4 separate regions of the Homo sapiens genome follow, and regions 1, 3 and 4 are each linked to region 2. Evidence: chromatin contacts called from ENCODE Hi-C or POLR2A ChIA-PET data. All regions are on one chromosome and are shown on one strand. The core of a region is the stretch at or near the end of the contact, and the rest is flanking DNA. Distances in the headings are between cores, read along the strand shown.

Region 1 (6,709 bases), core at 199-2,698, 400 kb after region 2:
AGCTCAGGACCTGGGACGAGGGGCTGGCAGGGCAGCCTTACCCTAGGGGAGCTGGGGCTGTCCAGGAGCACAGATCCCAGGCTACCATCAGAAGACCAGCCCAGGGGACCCTCTTTACAAGATAACTCAGGCAGGGTGGACATCACTGGATGGACAAGACTGGTGGGGCTGAGCTTGGGACCAGTGCCAAGGTCTGTGCAGCCAGGCTTCGGCCCCAGCCCAGGGACCGCACCCTGCTGTGAACCGTCCAGACCAGCTGGCGAGGATGACGGGGCAGAACTGGAAAGGTAAGATTTGGGCCCATCCTGGAACCAGGGTTGGGGGTCCACATTGGGTTTGGACATCACACCTGAAACCTCACCCCCCAGCCCCGAGTTTGATCTTGGAAGACCTCCTTGCCTGGGGCAGCTCAGGGCCAAGGGTGCTGACACAGAAGGGGTCCTGGGCTGAACAGGCCCCACAGCTGGTGCTCCGTTCTCCAAGTTTGGGGAAGGCAGGCCAGGGCTCACCCGCTGGGAGGAGGCAGTGGACCAAAGGCCTGTTGGCTTCTCGCTGCTGCGGCCACCAATGCCACTATTCTGACCACCGAGGCTACCCTCAGAAGACCTGCTGGAGCTCAGGGAGAGCTGTCGGTGATTTAGGGGATGGTCCCCGCAGGGTTTGGGCAGTGGTGGGTCACTCCCCGGGGAGCTAGGCCACCCACTCCCTACACTCAGGCCGATGCTGGGGGACACTCCTGGTTTGTCACCCCACTTTGGGCTTGCCAAGGAGAGGTTGTCATAATAGTCTCCATGAGTGAGGCAGGAAGGATCCTCACAGGGGCCTGGCTGGTGGAAAGCAGACATCTCAGAAGTCGCCAGGCTCTCCCTGGAACCACAGTCCTGGCTGCCATGCCTCGTGCCATGCAGGTATGGCCTGGATCTCTGCTCCTGCGGTGGGTACGGGGGCTGCCCAGCAGCGAGGGTGGTGACTGCCCCAGGTGCCCCTGTCGAGGCAGCAAGAGGAGGCTTGGCAGCACCATCCACAGTCAGCTTGCTGCCCACAACTTCCCAACGGGCCTGTGGGCCCAGGCGGCCCCCTCCATTGACAGGGCCTCTACTCCCCCTGGGCAGAGTCTCCTCCTGCAGGAGCTGCTGCTGCTGCTGCTGGAGGTGGATTTTGGCCATCTTGGTGGCGAACACCCTGCGAGTTTCCTCAAACTCGGGGTTGTTGCCTGCACCCTTGTCCACTCGGAAGAGCCCATCCTTAGAGGCCTCATACATGTTCAGGTCCTCGATGAATTTACTGGCCTCCAGGCCCAGGTCGTCATACTTATCCATGCTGCAGACAGGTGTCCGGGCCTAGCCCAGGTGCCGTGTGTGTGTGTGTGTGTGTGTGTGTGTGTGTGTGTGTGTGTGTGTGTGTGTGTGTGTGTGTGTGTTGAGGGCAGCGGGGAGATGCTGGCGAAGGGTCGGGGCTCAAGTCCGGCCCAGTACAAGTAAAGACTTCCACCTGCCTAGCGTGAAGGGCATGACCCCAGGATTTAAGAGTCCAGCCGAAGTTGAGACCTCAACGCCAGCTGGACCAAGTTTGCTTCCAACTCCCTTTCCCCTGGAGACGTCCTTGTTGGGGTAGCTGGTGGCACTTCGCCGTCCCGGGCCTGCTCAGCGGAGTTCTTTTCTCCTCTTCAAATTATAAAAGGAAAAAGAAAACAGCAAAAAAGTAAAATCACATCCTCCTTAGGCAACCAAACACGGAAACTCACAGCAAGGCAGCAGCCGACTGGGCCGGGTGAAGCTGAATCGGCCGGGAGGGCGCCGAGGCCGCGAGTCGGGCCGGAGCAAACGCGCGGCGGCTGAGGCGCAGGTACGTTCCAGGCGCTGGGTCCTCCGCTGCTTCCCCGGAGCTGCGATCCCGGCCGGCGCCTGGCAGGAACGCCGTCCGGGACGCACGGGCGGCCGAGCAGCGGCAGGAAGTTCACGGCAGCTGGGGCTGGCGGCCCATTGTCCGATGGCGGCGGCGGATCGGCGCGCGCGGGCCGGAGGGCGGCGGGACGCGGAAGTGAGTGCGCCAGGCGCAGTCCCTGCTGCTCGCTCGCCGGCTCTGCACGTCCCGAGCCCGCGCCGGGGCGGAGGGGGCGGCCGAGGGGCGGGGACGGCGCGCGGGCGGGCGCCCAGGGGCAGGCCTGCACCCGGCAGCGTGGCTGGGCCTCCTGCCCCCAGGCCTGGCTGGAGAACACCGAGGGGTGCCCCACAAGTCCGTCCCACGCTCTAGCACTGGGACTGCACGGGACTTCGCCGCCGCCACTGCCGCCCCCTGCGAGTCCTGGACCGAATTGGGTGCTCCGACCTCCCTTCCAGCCTCGGGTCCTCAGCCCGGCCCCGCCCCTGGCAGCGCTGGGCGGGGTCCTCCGCTCGGAGACGGGCGGCCTGGGTAGCCTGCATGGGCCCAACACAGGCGCTGGGAGTTTGCGAGGACTTTCGAGGACGCCGCTCCTCGCTCCACTGCCTCAGTTTCCCCGGTGGAAAGCCAGCCCTTTGTGCCTCTCGAGGCCGGCACCGTCCAGGCTGTGCCCGCCGCCCGGCTTGCCCGAGGTGCACTATTGGAGAGGCGCACGGGCGTGTCACCCATGGCTGGCCCACCGTCCTCTTTGACAGGTCGGGAGACTGAGGCAGAGAGGGGGAAATGCCCAACATGCCAACGTAACCAGCAAAGCGTAGATGGGAGCCCGGGCCCTCTGAAAGAGCGAAAAAGAAGAAAGTCTCGTTGTGCCTGCGCGCATTTCACGTCCTCAGTGCAGCAGTAAAAGCACGTGCCCTAGTAGGCTCGTTATTCGTAGAGGGACCCATCTGCAAGTGGATCCGCGCGGCTGCAGGGACACCAGGCCTGACTCCTTGGCGCCCCCGCATGGCCCGGGACTCCCTATACCAGTTCCCAGGCGATCCTGGAGAGGTTTCATTTCCCACACTACAGCCATCGTGATCCTAAGGCAAATACTAGAACAGACACTTCTCTACCTAAATCCTCAGTGCTTACCCCAGAATTAAATTGAAATCGGCCCCTTGCCGCAGCCTTCTGGGCCAGATCTAGGGATCTTCCCTCCCTCCCTGCACTCTAGCTGCAGGAGCTTCCTGGTGTCTGCCCAGAGCTTGCCCCTAAACTGAGTGGCTCATCTTTCCCATCCCTGCTGAAGTCACCTCCTCTTAGAGGCCTCCTCAGAGTGGTTCCTGTTGTTCTTTTTCAGCACCCTCTTTACTTCCTGCTCAGTTCTGATAACTATTTATAATTATTTATTTGTTGGTTAACATGCGTTTTTTTTTGTTTGGTTGGGTGGTAGGTTTCCCACTCCATTTGACCATATCTGTATGCCAAGTGCCTGGTATATATTAATAGTAGTACCTAATGGTCGAATAAGTGAATTAGTGAACCCCTATCTGCCAGAGTTGTGACAGAGAACAAATAAGATAATATATATGAATGTGCTTTATATTCTGTAAACCAGGGGTCCCCAACCCCTGGGCTACTGACCAGTACTGGTCTGTGGCCTGTTAGGAACTGAGTGGCACAGCAGGAGGTGAGAGGAGGCAAGCCAGCGAAACTTCATCTGTATTTACAGCCACTCCCCATTACTGGCATTACCGCCTGAGCTTCACATCCTGTCAGATCAGCAGTGGCATTAGATTCTCAGAGGGGTGCACAAACCTTATTATGAACTACCCTCATGAGGAATGTAGGTTGCACGCTCCTTATGAGAATCTAATGCCCGATGATCTGAGGTGGAACAGTTTCATCCCGTCTGTGAAAAAATTGGCTTCTGTGAAACTGGTGCCAAAAAGATTGAGGACCGCTGCCGTAAACCCAAAGTATGGTTAATGGACTCCATATCACCAGGGAGCTTGTTGAAAATGCAGAATCTTAGGCCCCATTGCCAACCTACTGAATCAGAATCTGCATTTTAACAAGATTTCTGGGCGGTTTATTTGCACAATAAAGTTACAGAAGCACTGCTATAAAGCACTATACTAAAATGAAGTATTTTTATTAAAAAATTTTTTTTGGTTTTTTATCTACAAGTAATACATGTTTCTATAACAACTTTGAACAATACAGACATATATAAAGTTTTAAAAGTTGCCTACCATCCCCTTTCTCAGAGGTAATCATAATTAAACACTCCTTAGGTGTTGGGTAATACTTATTAATTAAAAACTGGATTTTGGAGTGGAAGACTGGCTCACTTTGCCTGACCTCCAAATATGGCAGTTGTAGCTGACAAAGTGCTAGGAATATATGGCCATCCCTCTGCAAAGTCCAGTAAGCTCAGAGCCAGCTTCCTGGGTTTTCAGTTTGGACAGCTGGGACCCTGGTGCAGGAGCCACAGACACCAACCAGTGCTCTTACATTTGTCTTCTCTTTTCATCCTATCTTGGTGATGGCAGCAGTGGTCCATCTGGAGCAGCCACTGCCATGATGCTAGCTGCAATGGCGAGGTGAGGCCGTGACTGCATGCTCCATAGAGCTGGTAGGAGCTAGGAACAGGCAGGAGCCCCACTCCCTTCTGAGTTGGTGGGGCGGGAGCCCTGCCTTCCCAGGCACAGCTGCATCCACCCAGCTGTGGCTGCAGACCTGGGCATCCCTGTGCTCCCGGGGACCTAGAAAGCCCCCCTACTCCCACAGGCTCAGAAGTGCCTGCTCCTGTTGCCTGGCCTCTCCTGGTGCCCATTCTGATTTTGGAGCAAAGTTGAAGCTGAGCCCAGATACTGTCACGACCCAGCTGGGGGTGCACGCACTCAGGGCAGCACTGACACACCAGTCCCCTGCCGCCTCGGCCCCCTCCAGACTTTGGGTGCCGATGAGCATGGGAGGGAGGCCAGGGTGAGGCTGAGGGCAGTTCGGCATGTACCTGCAGGCACCCCTCAGCATGAACAGCCTGGGTGCCATGGGTGCCATGGCCAGCAGGTTGATGGCAGCAGGGGGCAATCAGGCTCCTGGGTGAAATGGGATGGGTCCCCAGTGAAGCCCCCTTCAAGACAGGGACAGCCTGAAACCTAGGGGCTGAGCTATCAGTCCTGCAGACTGGAGTGAGAATTTATGGTGCTTTTCCTGGGCCTGCCTATGGCTGCCGGTGGACCAATCAGCACACACTTCCTCCCTTCTGAAGTCCATAAAAAAAACCAGACTCAGCCAGACTCAGGCAGACAATGGGATGACCTGCCTGCAGATAGGAGCTACCCACTCTGGGTCTCTCTGCTGAAGGCTGCAGAGACATCGGGGCAACCTGCCTGTGGAAGGCAGCTACCCACTGTGGGTCTCTTCTCCACTGAGAGCTGGACACTCATCGGGACAACCTGCCTGAGGAAAGGAGATACCCACTGAGAACAGTTCTGCCACTCAGTGAGGCTCCTTTCTGCCTTGCTCACCCTCCAGTTGTCTGCATACTTCATTCTTTGTGGACACAGGACAAGAACTTGGGACCCACTGGGCAAATGGTGGCACTAAAAGATCTGTAACACAAACAGGACTGAAACACACCCCTTGCTTGCCACGTTGTGGGCAACGAGAAGGAGAGAAGAGAGAAGGAGAAAAGAGAGAAGGAGAGAAAAGCTGCAGCCCTTTGGGGAGCCCAGACCTAGGAGCACCCCAATCCAGGGTTATGATACCCTCTTTGGGGCTCTGCGGTTCCTGGTGTCTCCAAGCTTCCAGGTGCCACCGCATTCCCCAGTGCCAGCGGTGGAAGTTGCCTGTGGTACGCCTGGTCCAGCCACAGCTGTGCCCGTGCTGGCACCTGGAGCTGCCTGCACTGCCACAGCTGGCATGCCTGGCTGTGTGCAGTGGCCAGACCCCATGCTTGCTTGCTCACACAGCTCTCGCTGCTCCATGGCTGGCTTGCCCTTGGCAAGCATGGGATCCACACCAGTAGCACGAGCTGAGCACAGCCTGTCAGGCTAAGTGGGCGAAACAAAACCAGCAGGCCTGAGCAAAACTTGGGCAAAGGCACCACTAGCCACAGAGGTTTCTGTCTGGAAAAGCAACACCCCAAGTATCCTGTGACATTGGCACCTATGTGAGCCCACAATCCTTGATGCCCTCCTGCCTCCCCGTATCTTGGCTTAGCTGAAGTGCTCAGCATTCCAGAAGCTTGTAGGCATTACTCTCCACCCCCACTGCCATTCTAGAACAGTTGCACCATCTCCATCAACTAAACACAAACCTGAATCCACAATCCATGTATTTCCTGCCCCAACTGGGTTGTCCTCTCTTAGTCAATGGATCACCTTACACCGTTACAAAATAGATTATAAAGATGGCATCCCAGCCGAGCACAGTGGCTCCCTCTTGTAATCCCAGCACTTTGTGAGGCCAAGGAGGGAGGAATGCTTGAGGCCAGGAGTTTGCGACCAGCCTGGGCAACAAGCATAGTGAGATCCCATCTCTACCAAAAAATAATTTTTAAAAAATTGGCCAGGTATGGTAGCACATGACTGTAGTATCGCACCACTGTTCTCCAGCCTGGGTGAAAGAACAAGACCCTGTCTCAAAAAAAAAATTAAAAAAAAAAATAAAGATGGTATCCCATGGGCATCAAACTGAATAATATACCACTGTGAAAGGGTACTTAGAAATGGCCAGGAGACTACTGATGTTTTACTGCTGCTGTTTAATACATAAGAGGCAGAGGTCTTTCAAATTCTCTGCATAGCATTTAGAATCCCAGCTGTGGTTATTTAAT
Region 2 (6,777 bases), core at 3,634-6,133:
TATCCTTGTATCCATGAACTTACAGTGACTCTCTCAGAGCATTCTAGCAACAAAGTGAGTATCTCTTTTCTTATCATCTCATTTCACATTTTTCTTAAAGTAGATGAGAAGCCTGTGTCTGTACCAGTTCAGCCAACTGCCAGAATGGAATGGACTTCTTTCCCTTCAAATATGACCTTGAAGGTCTGGATGCATATTGGCAAGGGCATGGAAGTGATTCAAGAAATGGAGGAAAACGTGTATGTGAGATTCCTCGTCCTCCTCCCTAACCATCACCTGATGGTTGCCTGACATTCCTTGGCAGGGGTGAGGGGGTCTCCTGCCCTGCTCATGTCTGCCTAGCTACCTGCAATAAGAGACTGACAGCTTCAGGGTGGGGCTGGTCACCATAGACAGAGGCATGATTAGAGGGTTGGGACTTAGCTCCACCACCAACCTACCAAGAGGGGAGAGAAGCTGAAGGTTAAGTTGATCACCAATGGCCAATGACTTAATCAATCATGCTTATATAATGAAGCCTCCATAAAAACCCAAGTGGCCTGGGTTCACAGAGTTTCCATACCACGTGGAGGTTCCTGGGGGGTGGTATGCCCAGGGAGAGCATGGAAGCTCTGGCGCCCCTTCCCCCATACCTTGCCCTGTGTATCGTCTCTTTATCTGTATCCTTTGTAATATCCTTTTAATAAACTGGTAAATGTGTTTCCCTGAGTTCTGTGAGGTGCTTCAGTAAACCAATCAAACCCAAAGAGGAGGTCTTGGGAACCCCAACTCAAAGCTGGTCAGTCAAAAGTTCTGGAGGGCCGGACTTGTGACTGGTATCTAAGGAGGGAAGCATGATTCTTGGGTTGTGGGCCCCAAAGTGGCAGGCTCTGACACCATCTTCAGGTAGACAGTGTCAGAATTCAATTGGAGGACACCCAGTTGGTATCTGCTGCAGAAGTGATTGCTTGCTTTGTGGTGGAAAGGAATCCTCAGGAAATGCAGAAGTCTTCTGTGTTGATTGTTGTGGTGTGAGAACAGAGGAAAACCGGTTTGAGAGTTTTTCCCGAACAGTAACTATAATGTATTGAGAAAATGGGACACCACTGGGAGTGAACAGAGGTGCTGTGAATATTCATGCTGGGATAACAGGGCTCTCTTGGCTGAACCAGGAAGTATAGTCCCCTTATTCTGTGGGAAATGCTATTTTCTATTATTATCACTTAAAATGGAAAAAGTCTAAATCTGTATTATCAAGAGCTTATTTTAAAATTTCAAAAGTTTTCAGTTGATGAAGGGTTGAGGAGAAAAGTCAATAGTAGAGTTATGGAGAAAAAATTCTGGAAAATATACATGTCAGAATTCAAACCAAATTCCGGAGCCCTGAGGTCCACATCCTTCTGCATTGTCTATGAATCATTACTGAAAAGCTGTGTTCTGTAGGGGAAGATAGCTCAACCAGCTTAGAGCTGTTGATTCTGCAGTCAACTTCTGATTCCTTCCGTGGGTCTTACACTCGAATTTTCCAGCAGAGAGATTAATTGACCAGTGACTATCAAGAGGAGGCTGACTCTTTTGAGCTGCCACCCCATGCCATTGGCATGGCTGGCATCCACTTCTGGCCTGACCAGCAGGGGCCACAATGGTAGGGTCCTTGGCAGAGCACATGGCTGCCCCATGGAAGGAGCTGCCATCACAGTGGTTAAAGGCTTAAACTCTAATTGGACAGACCTGAGCTCAAAATTTGTCTCTGCCACTATAAGGTTTGGGCTTTAGGCAAATTAGCTAACTTCTCTAAGGCTGTTTGCTTATCTGCTTAATGTGGATAATTATGTATCATGAGACTGATATAAGGATAAAACTAAACCAGGTGTGGAATACACATAACATGGCACCTGGCACATAAAAAGCCCTTAACAATCATTCCAAGAGCCTCATCCCTCCTCAGGGCCGTGGGCACGGTCAGCTTCCCGTGAGGAATAGTCTCCTCTTCTGCCACTTGTTAAGGCTGTAAGGAGAGGGTGTGGGGATTTGGTGATTTTGAATCTGATCTCTTAATGTGTATTCACATCAGAACACAAGAATATGCTGCGTTTGTTTGTATGTTTGTTTGAAAGATTATAGTTTGAAATACTCTGCTGTATCTATAAAGGAAATCCAAGTTAAACTACCTGAACAGTAGTGATTTTGTTAACCTTCCCTGTATCTGACAGTGTGCTGGGTGACAGAAGACCCCTCAGGAGCCCCCAGCTCTACCCCAGCCTCCACCACTCTCCACCACTTATTAGGTGGGTGGACCAGGACAGTCATTTAACCTCTCTGAGCTTCATCTCCTCATCTTCAAAGTATGATAATGAATACTAATTATGTCACCAAGTGGCTGCAAGTTTTAAATATAATGCTGAATGGGTTTTTGTTGTTGTTTTTTGTTTTTTTGCTGGGGGGCTAGGGACTGGCATATAGGTCCTCAATAAATATTAGGTTTGTTTTCCTTTTCTTTTCAAACTCCTTTTGGGTTTAAGTTTCTGTGGTATTATGATGTCTGTCTATCTGTCTGTCTATCTATCTATCTATCTATCTATCTATCTATCTATCTATCTATCTATCTTGGTTTTCTTCCATGGTTCCTGGCTCATAACTCCCATAGCCCTTGTTACAGTCTTTTGTTATGTTAGGTATGTTAGGCTTCAGGAAACCGAATCTCTCTGGCCTTCTGCCCTCCTTTCACCTGCTTTAAGGCAGGACTCTAATCTTCCCCCGCCTTTCTTTCTTTTTTTTTTTCTTTAAGATGGAGTTTTGCTCTTGTTGCCCAGGCTGGAGTGCAATGGCTCGATCTTGGCTCACCGCAACCTCCGCCTCCCGGGTTCAAGCGATTCTCCTGCCTCAGCCTCCCTAGAAGCTGGGATTATAGGCATGTGCCACCACGCCCGGCTAATTTTGTATTTTTAATAGAGATGGGGTTTCTCCATGTTGGTCAGGCTGGTCTCAAACTCCCGACCTCAGGTGATCCGCCCACCTCGGCCTCCCAAGGCGTGAGCTGGGATTACAGGCGTGAGCCACCGTGCCCAGCCGCTTCCCCCGCCTTTCTGATTATAGGTCTTAAGACCCTCCCAAGAGAGGGTCCTCCCCTATACCCTGGGGGAAGCAATGCTGACATCACGAAGCTTCCATAAAAGCCCAAGAGGACTGGATTCGGGGAGCTTCGGGATAGCTGAACACGTGGAGGTTACTGAAGAGTGGTGCATCCAGGGAAGGCATGGAAGCCCCACGCCCCTTCCTCCACACCTCATCCTACGTGTCTCTTTATCTGCATCCATTGCAGTATCCTTTATAATAGACCAGTAAATGTGTTTCTCTGAGTTCTATGAACCACTTTAGCAAATTAGCTGAACCCAAAGAGGGTGTCGTGGGAACTCAACTTGAAGCCAGTCATTCCAAAATTCTGGAGGCCTAGACTTACAACTGGTGTTTAAAGGTGAGGAGGCAGTCTTGGGGACTGAGCCCTCCACTTGTGGGATCTGATACTCCAGGTAGATAGTGTCGGAATTGAATTGGAGGACACCCAGGTGCGGTCCACTGCTCAGTGTGTGGGGAAAACCCCACACACATCTGGTCACCAAATTATTCTCCTGTGTTGATGATTGCTGTTGTGTAAGAGTAGAGGAAAAATACGGTTTGAGGGAGGTTTTTTTTTCCCCACACAGTTTCAAACAAGGATATTGGACCAGATGACCAACATTAAAATCTCTCTCATCCTTAATATTGCATGAAGCTGTTCAGACAGTGGTTGGAGCAATGATTTCTCTTAGACCACTACATTGATTACTTTTCTCTTTGTCATCTTCTCACTCCCCCCGTTTTCTTTCTGTTCTCCTTTCTGTTAACAAGAGTGGAAATCACTTCTATTCATGTACCTCCTCCCAACCCCACCCCCAAACTGACTACTCCATCCATCCAACTCACTGTTTTAGCTACATCTAATTTATAAAATTAGATGGCTAATGAGATGTCATAGCCTAAAATCGACTAAGAAATTGATTTTCTTTCTGTATTATTGTACCCAGACAACACCCTGCTTCCTCAGTTTAGAATGTTGGGCCACCACGGTTCCTGACTGGATACCACGAGCTAGGTCCTACAAGGGAGAGAGCTGTTTCTGGCTTAAATGATGAGAACTAGGGCAGAGAGTAAAGGATAGCCAGCCACAGCTAAGGAATGCAGTCAGTTAGAAGCCAAAGTCCCCGTGTAGTGTTCCTCTTTTCTACTGTGCCCATAGCGGACACTGATTGAATGCATTTTGTTCTATCGTATTCAGTTCCACAGTGCTTTGCAACACCCATCTTATAAATAGAAGTTGGGCTGAGGATGGGGCCAAAGTTAGGGGTGGTAGTTCATAAACACGTAGTTTTTGAGCACTAATTTTAAGTAAGACCCTGATATTAAGAAATAAGGGGGATTAAAAGATGGGAAATTAGGCCCACCAATACATGTTTTTCTATTTCCCAATATATCAAAATATTATCATTTTAACATGCAATCACTAAAAATTAATGAGCTAGTTAACATTCTTCGGACTCTTTGGTACCTAGGTGTATTTCACACTTACAGCACGTGCACGATTCAACTCGAACTAGCTACCTTTGGAGTGCTCCTTAGCCACACAAGAACAGCGTTGTTGTCAAGATGCCAGACCTTTGATTTGTGGCCCTCCGGGGTTGCAGGCGTTAACCTGGGGCCAGCATGGGTCGCGGGTGGGACAGTCGGTCCGGGGACTGGGCGGTGGGAGCACTTAAACCCCGCCCTGCGGAGTCGCCGGGAGTTGTAGTCGGAGCCCCGGGAGTCCGATGGGAGTTGCAGGCCTCAGCCCCGGGGAGCACGCCGGGAGTTGTAGTCCGCCCCCGCCACCCTCTTGGTGTGCGCGTCATGGCCGTCAGCACCGCGTTCCCGTCCTCTTCCGCTTGGCCCCAGAAAGTTTCGGTTCTGCCCGGCGGTGGACCCACGAGCGCGTAAGTGCCGCGGAAGACCGGCTGGACTCTGGGGGCACCTGGGTCGCTCACGATCCCTGAGGCGAGAGCTTCGCTCGGGGCGCGGCTTGTCACCTGTTGCCCTTACAGTCCCCGCCCATCCCAGGTCTCCCTCAGACCCTGCCCGAGCGCCCCCGTCCTTGCCCAGCGGGCCGGGAAGCACCTCGGGCAGGTGGAAGCCGGCCCAGGCACCCAGCCTGCCTCTGTTGGTCGGTTAGAAAGACAGACCCCAAACACCAGTTCCAAGACCCCGGAGGGCGGAGGGCCCGCAAAGGAAAGGAGCCCACCATGCGGCGTCTCAGAACAAGCCTGAATGTCTTAGCGCAGGATGGGGCAGGCCCCGGAGTTCCTGCCTGCGTGGTCTTTAGGAAGTTTAGTCTCTGGCCCAGTTGGGCCGGGACAGCCCAGACCTTCACTTTGCAAGACTCCGCTGGTGCTCGGATCTCTGCCCTCTTCCCAGGAGGGGAAGAAGCTTCTTTCTTCCTGGCCCATCCTTTGGCCAAGACCTATTCACTATCCACTGCCCCTTGTGCCCATGCGCAGGGTCTCGAGCTAGCCCCCAGGGGTCTTTTCCCGAAACACCTGTTGTCTCTGGTGTGGCGGCACTGCACTGGACTGGAGTCCGTGCTGTTGAAACCTGGCGGGGGTGGGGCGGGGAGGGGGGAGGATGGCGGGATTTTATTTTTTGTAAGAAAAGCACATGTGGTTGACACGTTAACCGCGTGGCCCCCTGTTAAAGCACATGTATTCTCTGATGTCCCTGTCACTCTTCACTGTTCCCATTGGGTGTCCTCTCCAGAAAAAAAAATAGAACACTTGTTGAAACTGCCTGTGTTGGCCAGAGCCTCTCAGCCCCTCTGCTTGTCTTACCACAGCAGTTTCCTTTCCCGACAGAGAAATGGGTCAGGGGCTTTTGCGGGGCAGAGGATCCAGGGCTTAATCTGCTCACTGGTTCTCCTGCCCGTGCAGGCCTTGTGGTCTCAGGCTGCAAGCTTAATTCCCCTGCCATCTGCCTAATGCGGCTGGAGGGTGTTGGGGGCTGGTGTGGGGGAGGGGTGGGGAGCTGGAGCTATCATGCCAAGGTTTTCTGCTTTCAGTAGTTCCCACCTTCTGAAGTGGACCCCTGTTGAGTGAGCTCCACTTGACCCTCCCTTCTGTGACAACCACTGTTCTGAAAGCATTGAATGCCCCATACTAGTTGTGCACCGTGGTTATTATCACCCTGAAAATAAGAGCTAATTGTCACAGTGATGGATCTCAGCCTCCTTTGATTAATAGGATCTCTCCTAAAGGCTCTTGCTTTAGGAAATAGAGTTTATCTGTTTATGTTCAAAGTGACTATCTTTGTGTAGCACTTCATTTACTTTTTAAATTGTTTTTAATATTTTATTAGAAAAATAAACATACAGAATCACTGAAAGGATTGTATGGTGAATATCCGTATACTCAATTCTTAATATTTTACTTTGATTTTTTTTTTTTTTTGCAGTTACTTTAGAGATTGGTAACAGTCTCAGGCAGTGATCCTTTAGCTGTTGTTCCGATGACCTTTGCCCCTTGGGGCTGGGTTTGGAGCACCAGTATAATTTCAGGAGCCAAGTTTTTAACCTGGTCCTTTTTGAGGGGGATGGCCCCCATAGATGTTTGTGATGAGAGGAATCACCCATAACAGAGCAAGATCAGAGCAGCTGGTAGCTTTGACCCATATTGGTCACCAAGGCTATGGACTGCTGACTCAAGAATACAAAGTAGGTACGCAAGAAATGGCAGCCCC
Region 3 (7,067 bases), core at 267-2,766, 380 kb after region 2:
CCCACCTCAGCCTCCCCGGTACCTGGAACTATAGGCACGCACCACCACGCCCAGCTAATTTTTTTATTTTTCGTAGAGACAAAGTTTCACCATGTTGCCCAGGCTGGTCTTGAATCTCTAAGCTCAAGCAATCCCCCTGCCTCAGCTCCCAAAGTGCTGGGATTACAAAGTGCGTGAACCACAGCACCCGGGCAGAGGATTTCCTTTTTTTTTTTTTTTTTTAACTACAGGTGCCCGCCACCACGCCCGGCTAATTTTTTATATTTGTTGTAGAGGCTGGGTTTCACCATGTTAGCCAGGATGGTCTCGATCTCCTGACCTCGTGATCCACCCGCCTCGGCCTCCCAAAGTGCTGGGATGACAAGCATGAGCCACTGTGCCCAGCCTAAGAGGATTTCTGTACTAGAGAAAACTGGTAAAAGCAAAAACAAAAAAATGTTTTTTAAATCAAACTCTTAAGAGAGCAAAGAAGCAAAGTAAAATAGTGATGGGCTCACAGCCCATCACTATCAAGAAAGGAATAAAATATCTTGTGAAGATAATATTTTAACAGAGGAAATTGGGAGGGTATCAGCCAAGCGTTGCCAGCTCAGAGAACAGGTGGCTTAGAAAGCAACAAGTAAAGCAGGGCCCCCAAGAAATTCTAAAAACAGCTGGAGAATCAGAGGAACTTTCACACTGCTGTGGGAATGCTAAGTGGCACGGCCACTTTGGAAAAGTTTTTGGCAGTTGCTAAAAAAGTTATACATACACCTACTCCATGATCCAGCAATTCTACTCCTAGGTATTTACCCAAGAGAAACGAAAGCCTGTGTCTATACAAAGACTTGTACATATAAGGTGCAGTGGCTCATGCCTATAATTCCAGCACTTTAGGAGGCCAAGGCAGGAGAATCACTTGAAGCCAGGAGTTCAAAACCAACCTGGACAACATAGCGAGATCCCATATTTACAAAAGAAAAAAACAAACAAAAAAAAAACCCAAAGTCTTACACAAAAACAATCCTAACAGACTTATTCATAATAGCCAAAAATGAAAAAAAAAAAAAAACCTCAACAGGGAAATGGAAAAACAAATCTTGTGGTGTATCCATACAATGTAATATTACTCAGCAGTAAAACAAAAGCACAATTGATAATGCAAAAAGCCCAGTTGATAATGCAACAGCATAGCTGAATTTCACAGATATTATCTGAGTGAAATAAGCTGGACAAAGGAGTACTATAGTTGATTCTCATTATTTGGCAAGAATACTGAATCAGTCAATACTGAACCACTGCTTCTGGCAGAAATACAGGGTTAGGTTTCTGAAAACTTCTGACCACAACACTTTCATCAACTGATGAATATATGACCTTGTTTTATGTGTGCTTCTATTTAGAGACACCTTCCTTAGTATATATTGTTGATTCATTAACATCGAACCCTCAGCCAACAGCCCTGTAGCTCGTGCCTGAAGAAAGCTTCTCTCATACATATTCTCGTTGTAAAGCACATCACAGCCCTCTTGCTCTTAGGAACACTAGAAAGCACTCCAGCACTGTGCCTGGGGGCCATTTGAAACAGCAAAATCATCAACAAAAACCACAAAAATGCAAAAACCATGGCACTAAATAGACCATGAAAAGGACACCTGTTTACTGCATGACCTGAAACAAGAAGGCGGAGCGTTGCCTTGTTCGACTTCAGCTGGGAAGATAGGCGTCAGGGGACTCAAACTTTTCAGCACTCTGTTATATCTGTGAATGATCACAAAAGAACTGTGAGTATTAATTTTGGGGTTACAAATAAATTTTAGCAAGTAAGCTGATTCACAAATACAGAATCTGTGGATAATGAAGATCAACTGTATATAAATACTATATGAATCCATTTATATTACATCTTAGAATGGGCAAAACTAATAAATGATTTTAAAAAATCAGAATTGTAGTTGCCTGGAGGTGAGCACTAACTGGAAAGAAGCATGAGGGAACTTTCTGGGGATGGAACTATTCTATATCTTGATAGGAATGTGGGTCACACAGGTGCATGCATCTGTCAAAACTCACTGAACTACACATTTCTCTGTATGCAAATACAGCATTTTGAAAACAATTCCTAGACACTCCTCCTATCAAGAAGTGAGAGTGTGGAAAGGCTTGTGAATGCTTAAAGTAATAGAGCACAGCAGAATGACACTAAATGACTTCCAGGCATTGAGCCTGACCCCAAGTATCCAATGCAGACATCAAATAGCCTGCAAAAGGCCTGGCACAGTGGCTCACACCTGTTATCCTAGCACTTTGGGAGGCCGAGGTGGGAGGATCACTTGAGCCCAGGAGTTCAAGACCAGCCTGGGCAAGACAGCGAGACCCTGCCTCTACAAAAATTAACAAATTAGCCAGGCATGGTTGTGCATACCTGTGTTTCCAGTTATTCGGGGGGCTGGGATGGGAGGATTGCTTGAGCCCAGGAAGCCAAGGCTACAGTGAGCTAAGATGGTGCCACTGAACTCTAACCTGGGTACAGAGTGAGAATTTGTCTTTAAAGAGAGAGAGAGAGAGAGAGAGAGAGAGAGCGCGCACCTGCAAACCATGACAGAGCTGGGCAGAAGCCATGCTAGCTTCCTCAACACCACCTCCTTTCTTTCTCCCTGCCTTCCTCACCGCCTCCCACCAACTTCACTTCCTCTGCTCTCTGGCTACAAATTTGGGCAGAGATGCCTCTCCCCACACCTCACACACCCACCGTCAGGCATGGGCAACCCAGAGAGGTGGCAGCTGTGTGCTATGGGTAGAGGAGGGGCTGCCAGCTCCAGTCCATTCATGGCTTCTAACTGACCTCTGTGGCTGGCCAACAAAGAGCCTCTGTGTAAGTCCCTGCCACCTGCAAGCAAAGCCTCAGTGATGTCAGGACAAGCCTCAGACAAACAGGCCTTTGCAAGCTGCCTGGAAAGCCACCTCCCAGCCTGCCCCTGCATTGGCCACAGGCTTATTGGGAGGCCCATACCCAGGAAAGGGCTCCATAGCCTACACAGAGGGATAGGACATAGGCATCCCAGTAGCCTGTGGCCCCTGATGAGCCAAATCCCAAACAGCCTTCCTCCCACCTCTTGGGACAGGAAACACCATCGTTCACTTCTCTACCTCCCTCAAGGGGATGGGCCATCTCTTTGGGCTTTCTGCCTGTACTTGCTAAACTGAGTGTATTTTTTAAGGCGCTGGAAAGTTGGCTCAGCTGCAATGACCACCTGCTCCATCAAGCCCTGTGCACACAGCAGCTTCGGACCCCAGAGCCCCCCTGCTTCAAGTGGGAACGGATTCGTTCTAAGGCTGCGTGGGAGCAGCCTGCCATCCCTTGCATCAGGCATTTGGCCTCAGTGGGCTCACTTGGTGGTTGGCAATCATGAAATCAGCCTCCCTTGAACAAATGATGATCTTTTTGTTTAAGCATTTGTGGTTCTGAACAAATCGATTGGGCTTGGCTTTCAGATGGGACAAGGTAAAGACGCTTCCATGCTTTTGAGAAAATGACAAAGCAAGAGAATGTATACAGCAAACGACCATGTGTTACAGCCTGTTCTAAGTGCTTTGTAAGGCACAGCCCTGCCCAGCAGAAAAATATGCAAGCCACGTGCGATTTTACATTTTCAAGTATCCATACTTAGGAAGTAAAAATAGGTGAAACTAATTTTAATGTTTTACTTAGGCCAATATATCCAAAAGTCTCATTTCAACATAGAATCAATATGAAAAATATTAATAAGCCACTCTTTTCTCCATACCAAGTCTTCAAAATCCAGATGTGCTTCAAAAGCACATCTCAGTTCAGAAAAGCCACCTTTTGAAGTACTTCACAGTTGCACGTGGCCAGTCTCCCGTACTGGACAACTTAGATCAGATACTAGCTAATTCAGTCCTCACAACCATATGCACATTTTACTGATGGGGAAACTGAGGTACAGGGCTGCTGAACAACCCGCCCAAGGTCTCACAGCTGTTGGCAGAGCTGGGGGGTGGCAGATCCAAAGCCCACGTGCTTATTAGGCTTTTCATTCCCACCAACAGCTCCTCAAATCAAAGCCACCATGCATGCCTGCCAGCATGTCTCCCTGCTCCCTGCCAAACCTGCGCAGGCCTTTGGTGAGCTAGTCCCTGGAACTCTATAAGTTTCTATCCAGATAAAGCATGTATCCCAACCCTTTCTGGCCCCTCTAGTCCTCAGCTACCAAAGGCATCTCCTACCCACATGAGAGCGCTCATCTGAGTAACTCTGGTCAGGGTGAGGGATGTGGACAGCAGCCCAGTGCCCCTGCCTCCCTACCACGTCAGTGTAGGGTATGGATTGATGCCAGAATGTGTGTCCCAGCTAAAGGCACTGACACTCAGGAGGAAGTCAGGGAGTATCTGCTCCCCACATCTGGCCAGAGTGTACACATATTCATTCGAGAAGTCTTTTTTTTCTTGAGACAGAGCCTTGCTCTGTTGCCCAGGCTGGAATGCAGTGGCACAATCTCGGCTCACTCGCCTCCCGGGTTCAAGTGATTCTTCTGCCTCAGCCTCCCGAGTAGCTGGGATTACAGGCGCGCGCCATCATGCCTAGCTAATTTTTGTAGTTTTAGTAGAGATGGGGTTTCACCATGTTGGTCAGGCTGGTCTCGATCTCCTGACCTTGTGATCTGCCCACCTCGGCCTCCCAAAGTGCTGGGATTACAGGCATGGGCCACCGCACCCAGCCTCATTCAGTAAGTTTCCACTGGGTACCTGCTGTGTGCCAGGCAGTGCCTTGGGCCCTGGGGATACAACAGTGAACAAAACAGACAAAAACCCCACTACCAAGGAGCTCAGATACAGCAGGAGGAACTAAGCAATACCTGTTTGTGACAAAAGGAAGCCCTAGTAGTCCTAATTCAGTCTCTTGCACATAGTAGGTACTCAATAATAGCTGCTGAATGAATGAGTTATCCTGGCTTGGAACTACTTTTTCTGGATGTGGTAATGCAAAGATAGGTCTGGGGCAGGGGTAAGTGAGGGCTGTGGAACCCCGCAGGAAAGCCAGTGACCCACTTGGGGTTCATGCCCACAACTCCAGCTTCAGGAATCTGGAGCTCCACCCACCAAGGAAACCAAGGAACCATTCAGAGCCAGGCGCGGTGGCACATGCCTGTATCCCAGCTACCTGGGAGGCTGAGGCAAGAGGACTGCTTGAGCCCAAGAGCTTGAGGCTGTAGTGTACTATGATCACACCTATGAATTAAAAAGAAAAAAGAAGAGAACATCATGAAGCTCCCCCAGGTTATATGCTGACCGACTGAAATTCCCTTAACCGCAAAATGTAGTCAAGTCTCAAGTTTACCACAAGGGACAGGGATTCTCCAAGTTTACTGAATCTGGAGGTCTAGCACTTCTAACATTCAACTTCCATTCCGTGCTTGGCCCTCCTCCCACAAGCAACGTCACCCAAGTCCTCACCAGATAAGCTCTCCCTTCAAAACTCTAACAGGTAATCAAGGTCTGGTGAAAATTGGCACAGCTACTACCAGGCACAAGTTATGGAGAAAATACCTATGTAGCATCCACTGTTTCTTAGCCACTACTGCTGAGCAAACAGTAGCACTGTCACCAAAATATTTCCCTTTTTTATTCTGATTGGGTAATATTATAAATACATACCATGATTCATTCATTCAACAAATATCTCATGAGTAACTTCTACAGACCAGGTCTTTCGGTTTCTATTTTGAACCTTATCACTAATTCAGTGTTTGGTTTTATTTCTTCATTCTCCTTCTTTTTTTTTTTTTTTTTTTGATACCGAGTCTCGCTCTGTTGCCCAGGCTGGAGTGCAATGACACAATCTTGGCTCACTGCAACCTCCGCCTCCCAGGTTCAAGCAATTCTCCTGCCTCAGCCTCCCGAGTAGCTGGGACTACAGGCATGCGCCACCACACCCAGCTAATTTTTGTATTTTTAGTACAGACAGGGTTTTACTGTGTTAGCCAGGCTGGTCTCAAACTCTTGACCTCAAGTGATCCGCCCGCCTCGGCCTCCAAAAGTGTTGGGATTATAGGTGTGAGCCACGTGCCCAGCGTCATTCTCCTTACTTCTTAGAGACAGGGCCTCTCTTGCTTCTAAACAAACTTTGTCATTGTACACGTTTTTCACACCCTCCCCAACTCAGGCTTCTTCACTCCGTCAGTGGGCTTCTCTGCAAGCAAATGAGGGAAAGCTTCCAAGTTCAACCAATGTACATGCCTGCGATGCCCCCGCCCATACACACAAGGTGTCCGAAGCAAGTTCTCCCTAAACCACTGTCACCCTCAGAGCCAAGAGTCTTCTCCCAGCCAACAACCCTGAATCTAAAACTGGCTCTGAGGCTCAAAGCAAGGGAAAGGACACAGGATTATAAGCAGCACAGGACCTCCAGTCTCCATAATATGAAGAAACTGAGGACAGAAAAGTGAAGCAGAAAAGTCAAGCTTACAGCCAGAAAGCAGCACAATCAGGCCTGCAATGCAATCCTTGCTGCCCACATTTAATGTAAAGATAACTGTCAGCAAATGCCCTGGAACCTAGCCATGGCCAGCAGCTGAGCTGCCCCCAATTCCATTTCTTTCTAAATTTACTACCTCACTGCATCATCAGGAAGGAATGCAAACTGAGGTAGCAGGAGGGGAGGGAACAGGCGACATTTTGGCAGATGCAAAACCTCAGGGCCAGCCCTAACCATCACGCGAGCAAACGTGGCCATAACTTGGTTCCACCCTGCTGAAAGGAAATCCATCAACTCGGCTGACAGGGAGGTGCAGGGGAACAGGGAAGCTGCTGTTATTGTCAGAAGGGGTTTCGGGCACAAAAAGCAAATCTGCTCCTGCTTTACCACCTGAAATGGCCGTCACATGCTGGCCAGCTCGGGCCTGCTGGAATATGTGCTCACCCCCTGACTTGGAGCCTGCCTGCTAAGAGGGGTGCCTTACCCACTAGGTCCTCTAAGTACCTCAGTCACTATCCTTCCAGAACTAGCTGCAGGGAGGACCCATGCTAAATGCAAACTCCCTCCCTGGAATGACAGCATCATGGCAGGC
Region 4 (7,254 bases), core at 1,993-4,492, 300 kb before region 2:
GAAGCAAGCCCCACCTGTGATGGTGGCTTGGACGAGGACAGTAGCAGTCGCGATGGTGTTAAGTGGTCAGGTCGTAGACGTAGCCCCAGGCCACACTATTGATGCTAAGCACATGGGTGGCACCAGCCTCACTGCCACAAACAGTCTAGTTGCGAAGGTTCCAAATTTCCAAACAGCAAACAAGTCATCTCTTCTAGTTTGTACTTATTGGAAACCAGCTTCTCCTTTTCAGGCAAGTTTCTTTCCTGTTCCTTGTTGGAGAGAGGAGGACACTGCTATTTCTGCTTCTGTAATTTTGAGTGTTTGGGAAGAATTTCTAAAAGTAAAGGGTGCTTGACGGATCCTAGTCACAGCAAGCATGGAGGTATCATGAAAGGCAGTAGGAAAGCAAACCCCGAACCAGAACAGCAAAATCCCTAAGGATCCCCACCCCCACAAAAAAAGCATTTTCAGAAACAAGCAATGAAATTAAACAAAATAATAATAATTTGAGTTTGAATCTGGCTCCAGAAAAAAGGGATTATCCTGTAATTGGTGCTTCTTTGTAAGAGGGAATCTGTTCCTTCGTGTCATTCTGTGAAAGGGAGATTCTCATTTTGCTCTGTCTAGGCACCAAGCCATTGACTCTAAAGGGTTGATTGGATATCCTGAGTTTGGAAGTTTATGAAGAAAATAAGAAAATTAGTTGAAAAGACTCGAAGTCATTCTTTGAAATGTACAGGTTGCCAACAGTTAATTTGAACATACATCTATCAAAGAACAAGTATCAAAAGCAAGCCAGCTAGGTGATTCTGTCACTTATAACCTCAGCCTGTTGCTGGCCTTGGAAGATTAGGAACATTCACCACCCCGTCCCCTCGGGCTGGTCTGAGCATGGATTGATGAGCAGAGCACCAGATGGACTTAGTTCTGCACCTATCCCACTGGCAAGAGTGCCAGTGCAACTGTTTAGGGCAACCTGCACAACCAGCCATACCCACCCCTCCTCATCCACATCTTGGTAAAACCCATAGCTAAGACCAAAGAAAGATCTCTTCGTTTTGGTTCAGTCTGGTTCCTCTTTTTTAATCCTTGTAATATTCATGTTTTTTTTTTTTTTTTTTTTTGTCGTCTGCTGTCCTTTTTGCATCCCACACAGGCCATGCTAATCCACCCTGACACAGGCTAGACTTGCCACTTCCTTTTATTAAGGCTGACACACTAACTGCCAAGAGTATCTCTCTTTTTGCAGTTTTACAAAGCTCAGACTTTAAAGTAGGTGATTTTCACAACTCTGTGCAATGTTCTAGCTGTTTTTCCCTTGTTGGATACTTGGCAGATCTACTTCAATATAAGAACTTATGAGCTGTCTTTTTCTTTTGTTATGTCTCTACAAGATGTCTCCTTCCTCTCCTCTCTTTTCCTTTCTTGTTAAAGCCTTGGATGTTCTAATTTTGAGGTGGCAGTGGTTTAGGTTTACCTGGTTTGTGGTGAGTGAAAAAAGCTCTTAGTCATCATAACGATGGAATTTAAGGCTTGACCATGGATGTCGGGGATTGATAATTCGGTTTGGGATTCCACAAAATGACACTGTAGATGCTAACTCCACTGGCCAGGGCTGCATTGCTTTTAATTTTCTATGCAGGTCTTGTATGACTGCCTTTGAATCTACTTTCTCAGTTACTTTTCTCTTTGACTTAGACAAGTTCCATTTTTAAATCATGACTGCTTGAAGTTAGGGGGCCTGAGATTCAGTCCCTTCTCTGCCAGTAAATGAGACACTGGTTCTGAAATGCTATCCCTCAGGACCTTGGTTTCCCCAAAAGTAAAGAGGGAAGATCAGGCTCTATTCCAGCTCTAACAGCCTGCATAATTTGGGAAGTTGTCTTTTACTATGTGCACTGTGCACTAAGGAAAGAAAAGAAGGGGGAGCCATCACCCTGGATGTGTTTTCCTCTGATGTCTCGTTTGCCTGTTTCATTATGATTCTAAGAAAATGGAGTGAAAGACGGACGAGGCTACAGAAATGATGTGTCTCTCTCATTTAAAAGTTTTTTTTTTTTTTTTACCTCTTTCTGTGCCCTCCCTGACAGTGGTTCTCTAACTTGTCCTTGTTAAAGCAAGGATTGACAAGGCCACCAAGAGAGTTTCTGGTTTAGTAGCTCTGGGGTAGGTTGGGGCCAAGACTGCACTTCTGACATCATGTGGCTGAGACTGCTGGTCTGGGGATCACACTTTGAGAACCACTGTTCTATGGAACTAGTCTCAAAGCCACAGTCTCCTAAATTCCACAGTCTCAACTTGATCTCTTTCTCCAGCACCTGACTGGCTGGTGTTCCTAGCATAGGAGACCCCATTGAATCGGCACCTCACTTTCATCCATTTGGTTTGGGCAAGAGCACCTATACTCAGACTAAGTGTCTCAGCCTCTAAACCACATTAAGCGGCCCAGGTAGAGGCACCGAACTCCATCTGGGCCAATGAGCGGCTTCCAGGGTGACCTGGAGTGGAGACAAACAGATTTCAGCCTCTCAGATTTCACCCTTTACGATAGAAACCCTCAGCTGGTGGAAGTAAGACATAAAGAAAGCTTATTCGCAGCCACAGGAAGAGAGAGGCAGAGGTTAAAAGATAAGTTGAGATGAGAGAAGCAGAAGGAGATCCTTGTTGCCCCAGTCTCCCATCTCTGTCAGCCGCCCTTTTTTGAGGCCCTGCTGCACCTGTCTTTGAATTCCATGAAGAGCTCCTGTACCCTTAAAATAAATTCCTCTGTTGGCTTAACCCAGAGGTTTTCAGGTTTTCATGTGCCTCAGCTCCCTTCATTAATATACACTGCTGGATGCCGCACCCAGAATTTCTGATTCAGCAGGTCTGGGTTGGGGTTGGGGCCTGAGATTCTGCATTCCTAGCAGGCTCGCAGGTAATGGGATGCTGCTGATCAGGGATCTGACTTTGAGAACCAGTGGCTGCAGAAGTAGCCTTAATATTTCTGCTTGTATAATAAAAACTAGGGTGTCAACGGAGCCTCCTGCTCCTCGAAGAGTTCATGTAGTAGTTTAATATTTCCACTATTCAGTCCCCACAATGACCCCTGGGGCAGAGGGGGGTGTTGCAATTCCTGATTTACAGATAAGAAAACCATGGCTGTTGGAGGTTAAGTTACCTGCTGACATCCCTCTCTTAGAGAGGGCAGAGCTGCGAGTTGAGCACAGCACTGTCTGACTTGGAAGCTCATGTTCTTAACTTGTGCTCTGTTTCACTTCCCATTGTGGCCAAACTGGATCTGTGTTGCCATCTGGACATGGCCCATGCTGAGCCCTCTGCGCTTTTGCTTAGGCCGGTCCTGCCTGGAGTGCTGTCTGCCATGGGCTCTACCCAGCCATCCTTCAGAGGCCTGTCAAAGTCTCCCTCCCATGTGCAGCATCTCCAGATTTCCTAATCTCTCTCCACTTCCTATCAAAACATTTATAACGTCTTCCTCCTTTGAGTAGCCATCACACTTTGTATTTATCTTACTATCTGTTGTCTTGTCTCGGAGTCACGTGTTTTCCCAGTTCCATGCACTGGGCTGTGAGATTCTAGAAGGTGGGAACTGATCTTACTCATGTTTGGATCACCCATTCCCTCCACTCCCAGCACCTGGCTCAGTGCCTCAAACACACCCAGCACTCAGCAGATGCCAGTGAGGTTTAACTAGAAAAAAAGAGTGGTTTGTTCTTTGGTGCAGGCTGTGGCTTAGGGAGATCACCCTGCTGGATGCTTATCAGGAGCGCTCTAGGGCCGTGGGAGGAAGGGAAGGGGAGGAGAGGATGTGGGAAAAGAGAGGGGGAGGCCACGCAGTCTCAAAACCTCAGCCTACCCCACATGGCACTCTGGGGCTAGGATGGGCCTGCAAAATTATGCAGGGATGAGGCAATGGATGAGGGCCGCCCTTGCCCCTGGACAGGGGCATGACTTTGGGCAAGGTGACTCTTTTCAGCCAACATGATTCCCAAAGAAGGCTGAGAGCTTGGGGTATGTTAGCAGAACTCCAAGCACTGGGAAGATGAGCCCTTCAGTGCCAGAGGGGAGTCTAGGGATGCCACATAATGACCACTGCATCCCTTTAAATGACCATCTTCATCTATTTGACCCTGGTGCTCCCCTTCTGCTGCCTGTTTTCTGCACCTTATACTCAACCCAGGGATTTAGGGTGGCCTCTCTGGTGTGGCAGATTACCCAAAACCCATCTCTCCTCCTTTCTCTGGCCATGATTGTACTCAAGACAGCCTCCTTTGCAGCTAGGGGTGGCCAGGTGCACAGTCCTGGCCAATGAGACCTAAGTAGAAGTCTGCTGAGGATTCCTGGGAAATTTTCCCTTCCTGATATTGTTGTTGTCCCTTCCTCCTCCTAGTTTTTTTCTTCCTGCTTGGAATGCCATCTGGAGCCCATGTGGCAGCCACAGCATGAAAGCCTCATTTCAAAGAGATGGATGCAGCTGCTGGGGTTTGTGTGTGAGTTAGCAAGGCCATATTCAGTTGAGTTCCTGTGGCTGGGGTTCTACTGTATGTGGGGATGGCGGGTGGAAATGGGGGCTGTGACAGATGCAATATACTGGAATGCCACCCACCCCTGTTGCTATGGCTATTGGGGCATTGTTCCTATATACCTGGTTATTTAGAAGCTGGAGCTGTCAGTCATAGATTATAGGTCTTGGATTTGGGGAGTTGATGAAGAGTTTTGGAGAGTAAGGAAGGGGCACTATAGGGTGGGTGTGGAGAAGGCAAGCCAGCAAGAAACAAGCATAAGAAGAGGAAATGATTAGGTCAAATCACTGCTGTCCAATAATGGTCACTTCCTACCAATTCCCAGTGTTGTGCGCACAGCCAAGTCTTTCATGGGCCTTACTCAAGACTAGGGAGGGGGCATGGGAGAGCTTAGGCTCTGAATCTTGTATTCCTCACTGATAAGCTGTGTGAGCTTGGGCAAGGCAGTTAGCCTCTCAGTTTTCATTTGAAAAAAGATGCAATGTGACATACAAATAAGAGATATGCCATGAAAAACACTGAAAATAAATAGATGAGAAATGGAAGAAAACAAGTGGACACCAGATCCAGGCCACCAGGGGTGTGCTCCAAGGTTCAGAATTGCTGTATGCCCTACAACAACGTGGCTGTCAGCTGTCCAGCAACCAGAGCAAAGAGCAGAACACATCTATGTTCTGATTCTTTTTTATGTTGTTTGTTTGTTTGTTTTGAGGTGGAGTCTCGCTTTGTTACCAGGCTAGAGTGCAGTGGTGTGATCTCAGATCACTGCAACCTTTGCCTGCCAGGTTCAAGTGATTCTCCTGCCTCAGCCTCCCAAGTAGCTGGGACTATAGGCATGCGCCACAACTCCCAGCTAATTTTTGTATTTTTAGTAGAGGCCGGGTTTCCCCATGTTGGCTAGGATGGTCTTCATCTCTTGACCTCGTGATCTGTCTGCCTTGTCCTCCCAAAGTGCAGGCGTGAGCTCCGTGCCCGGCCATATGTTCTGATTTTTTAGACTCAGAAGATCAGGCAAGGTAGTTCCCCAGTAGATTCACAGTCATTCTTGGTACAGGATTCAAGGAGAAAAATGTCTCAGAGAAAATGGGTTTTCTTTGAGAAGACACAGAAGCGATGAAGCCTGTCCTGAAGTCTTTTACATCTTGAAAAAAGTGCTTAAATAAGCTTAGAGTCCCACACTGGTGTATCAAAGGCTCTGCAAGTCTCACATCTTCCAGAGCTTCTGGAGCACAGAAGACCATCTTTGACTTCTTCTTCCTCTTGTCCTGTTTTTCTGTAGCAGTCATTAATTAGTGTGTCCTGGAGAACAGGATGGCAACTACCAGTGCAATGTAATGAACGTCCTTTTGAAGATCCATGGAGTAAAGACAGCTTCGAAGGGCAATTTTATTTTATTTTTTATTTATTTTTTGAGACGGAGTCTCTGTTGCCCAGGCTGGAGTGCAGGGGTGCCATTTTGGCTCACTGCAACCTCCGCCTCCTGGGTTCAAGTGATTCTCCTGCCTCAGCCTCCCGAGTAGCTGGGATTACAGGCACCTGCCACCACACCTGGCTAGTTTTTGTATTTCTAGTGGAGATGGGGTTTCACCATGTTAACCAGGCTGATCTCGAACTCCTGACCTCAGGTGATCCACCCACCTCGGCCTCCCAGAGTGCTGGGATTATAGGAGTGAGCCACTGACCCTGCCTCAAAGGGCAATTTTAAAATAGAGCACTCCTCACTGGGAGTCGGTGGTGACAAGCTGAGGCACAGTCCAGTAAGCAGTGTTTCGAGTGGGGAGAGAAAGCCGGGGAGTGTCTGGCTCGGGTAGGCATTCAATCTCTCTTTCTGCACTCAGAGAGCAGTTCCTTGCTAAGGGACGAAGGCCATTCTTAGCACATGAGCTATTCCTTTCTTTCCTGATTACAGGAGTTGAAATTTCCTTTTCATGGGTTTCCTGAAAGCAAAAGTAACATCCCTGGACACCTTGCTGGAGAGGCAGTGTATTACTTGTAACCAAACACATATTCCCCCAGTAGGAAGGTCACATGAGTAAAGGAAAGAAAGGCCCTGTGTGTTGGCCCAGTCTCCACTTGTCCATGAAGCTTTCTGTAGCAGCCCCAATTTCAGCCCCTTCTCTGTTGTTTGCACATTGCCTCAGCCTCCACTTCAGGCAGTCTCTTCTGTCTGCCTTATTGCCTATATAAGCATTTCTAAAACTTTAACCTGCCTACAAATCATCTGGGAGTCTTGCTAAAAATGCAGATTCTGATCAGTAGCTCTGGGGTGGGGCTTGAGATTCAGCCTTTCTGAAAAGCTCCCAGAGGGTATGGATGCTGTTAGTCCATGAACTTCACTGTGAATAAGGAAGCCCTACATCAAACCATGGCACTGCTGTTCATTGCCTTCCAATTGTTTCACATCCTCTGTGCATGCCATAATGCTTAATTCAATACTGTGTCCATGGACGCTGGTTCTAAGTGTTTGGTGGGCACCATGGAAGCTATCAGAAAATCACAAAAACTAACCTGATTCTTCAGTTTCAGGAATTGGAGCTAGGATCATGGACAATTAAAGAGAAGAAAACCTCTGCCCCTCTCGCAGCCCCAGGATGTCTCAGTTTCAATTCCTGTGTTGAAATCCCCTTCTCCTCACCTGTTCTTTCACCTTTTTGTCTTGGCTTCTGTAGAAGGATTGAAACTAACAACCTTTGAGTTTAAGTACTTAAAGTAATTTCCTTCTTGCAGGTTTTGAGTTATCTACATGATT

Evidence for each region. Hi-C counts contacts between places; a loop is a spot of excess contacts on that map. ChIA-PET counts read pairs that join two places held with the same protein, here RNA polymerase II (POLR2A). Pooled maps may share reads with other maps.
Region 1: a loop to region 2 is called in a map of CD8-positive, alpha-beta T cell, with 3 times the contacts of the local background. The contact joins the promoter of LIMD1 here to the promoter of FYCO1 in region 2. A Hi-C loop is called at or near these places in 6 of 168 maps with a recorded cell type or tissue (CD8-positive, alpha-beta T cell, aorta, ascending aorta and 2 more), 2 of 37 single-sample maps with no recorded cell type and 13 of 50 pooled maps.
Region 3: a map with no recorded cell type shows a loop between it and region 2 (10-fold over the local background). The contact joins the enhancer-like site here to the promoter of FYCO1 in region 2. A Hi-C loop is called at or near these places in 1 of 168 maps with a recorded cell type or tissue (aorta), 1 of 37 single-sample maps with no recorded cell type and 7 of 50 pooled maps.
Region 4: a loop to region 2 is called in a pooled map, with 4 times the contacts of the local background. The contact joins the enhancer-like site here to the promoter of FYCO1 in region 2. A Hi-C loop is called at or near these places in 6 of 50 pooled maps. POLR2A ChIA-PET finds 5 or more read pairs at or near these places in 2 of 52 experiments (CD8-positive, alpha-beta T cell and activated T-cell).

The regions. Positions count from the first base shown.
Region 1 is chr3:45,589,490-45,596,198 of GRCh38, reverse strand. It overlaps LIMD1 (LIM domain containing 1), which reads right to left and starts at 1,448. Exons shown (of 8, transcript NM_014240.3): 1 at 1-1,448. The coding sequence starts at 1,319. RefSeq lists an enhancer at 1,572-1,741 and silencers at 1,832-1,961, 1,972-2,441.
Region 2 is chr3:45,993,930-46,000,706 of GRCh38, reverse strand. It overlaps FYCO1 (FYVE and coiled-coil domain autophagy adaptor 1), which reads left to right and starts at 4,883. Exons shown (of 18, transcript NM_024513.4): 1 at 4,883-4,985. LOC105377063 (a long non-coding RNA gene) reads right to left here and starts at 4,804. Exons shown (of 3, transcript XR_940799.3): 1 at 4,618-4,804. RefSeq lists enhancers at 4,855-5,014, 5,035-5,084, 4,585-5,084.
Region 3 is chr3:45,607,565-45,614,631 of GRCh38, reverse strand. The region is part of intron 1 of LIMD1 (LIM domain containing 1); the gene reads right to left. Among named protein-coding and RNA genes, the nearest start is that of LIMD1, 16 kb to the right of the region's middle. RefSeq lists enhancers at 1,734-1,783, 2,841-2,910, 6,279-6,779. Within about 2 kb of position 1,516, at least 6 of the 41 ENCODE cell types and tissues checked have a DNase peak (open chromatin) inside an H3K27ac peak, as active enhancers do.
Region 4 is chr3:46,294,228-46,301,481 of GRCh38, reverse strand. No RefSeq gene overlaps it. Among named protein-coding and RNA genes, the nearest start is that of CCR3, 55 kb to the right of the region's middle. Within about 2 kb of position 3,242, at least 5 of the 41 ENCODE cell types and tissues checked have a DNase peak (open chromatin) inside an H3K27ac peak, as active enhancers do; they include CD8-positive, alpha-beta T cell, where a contact is called at or near this core.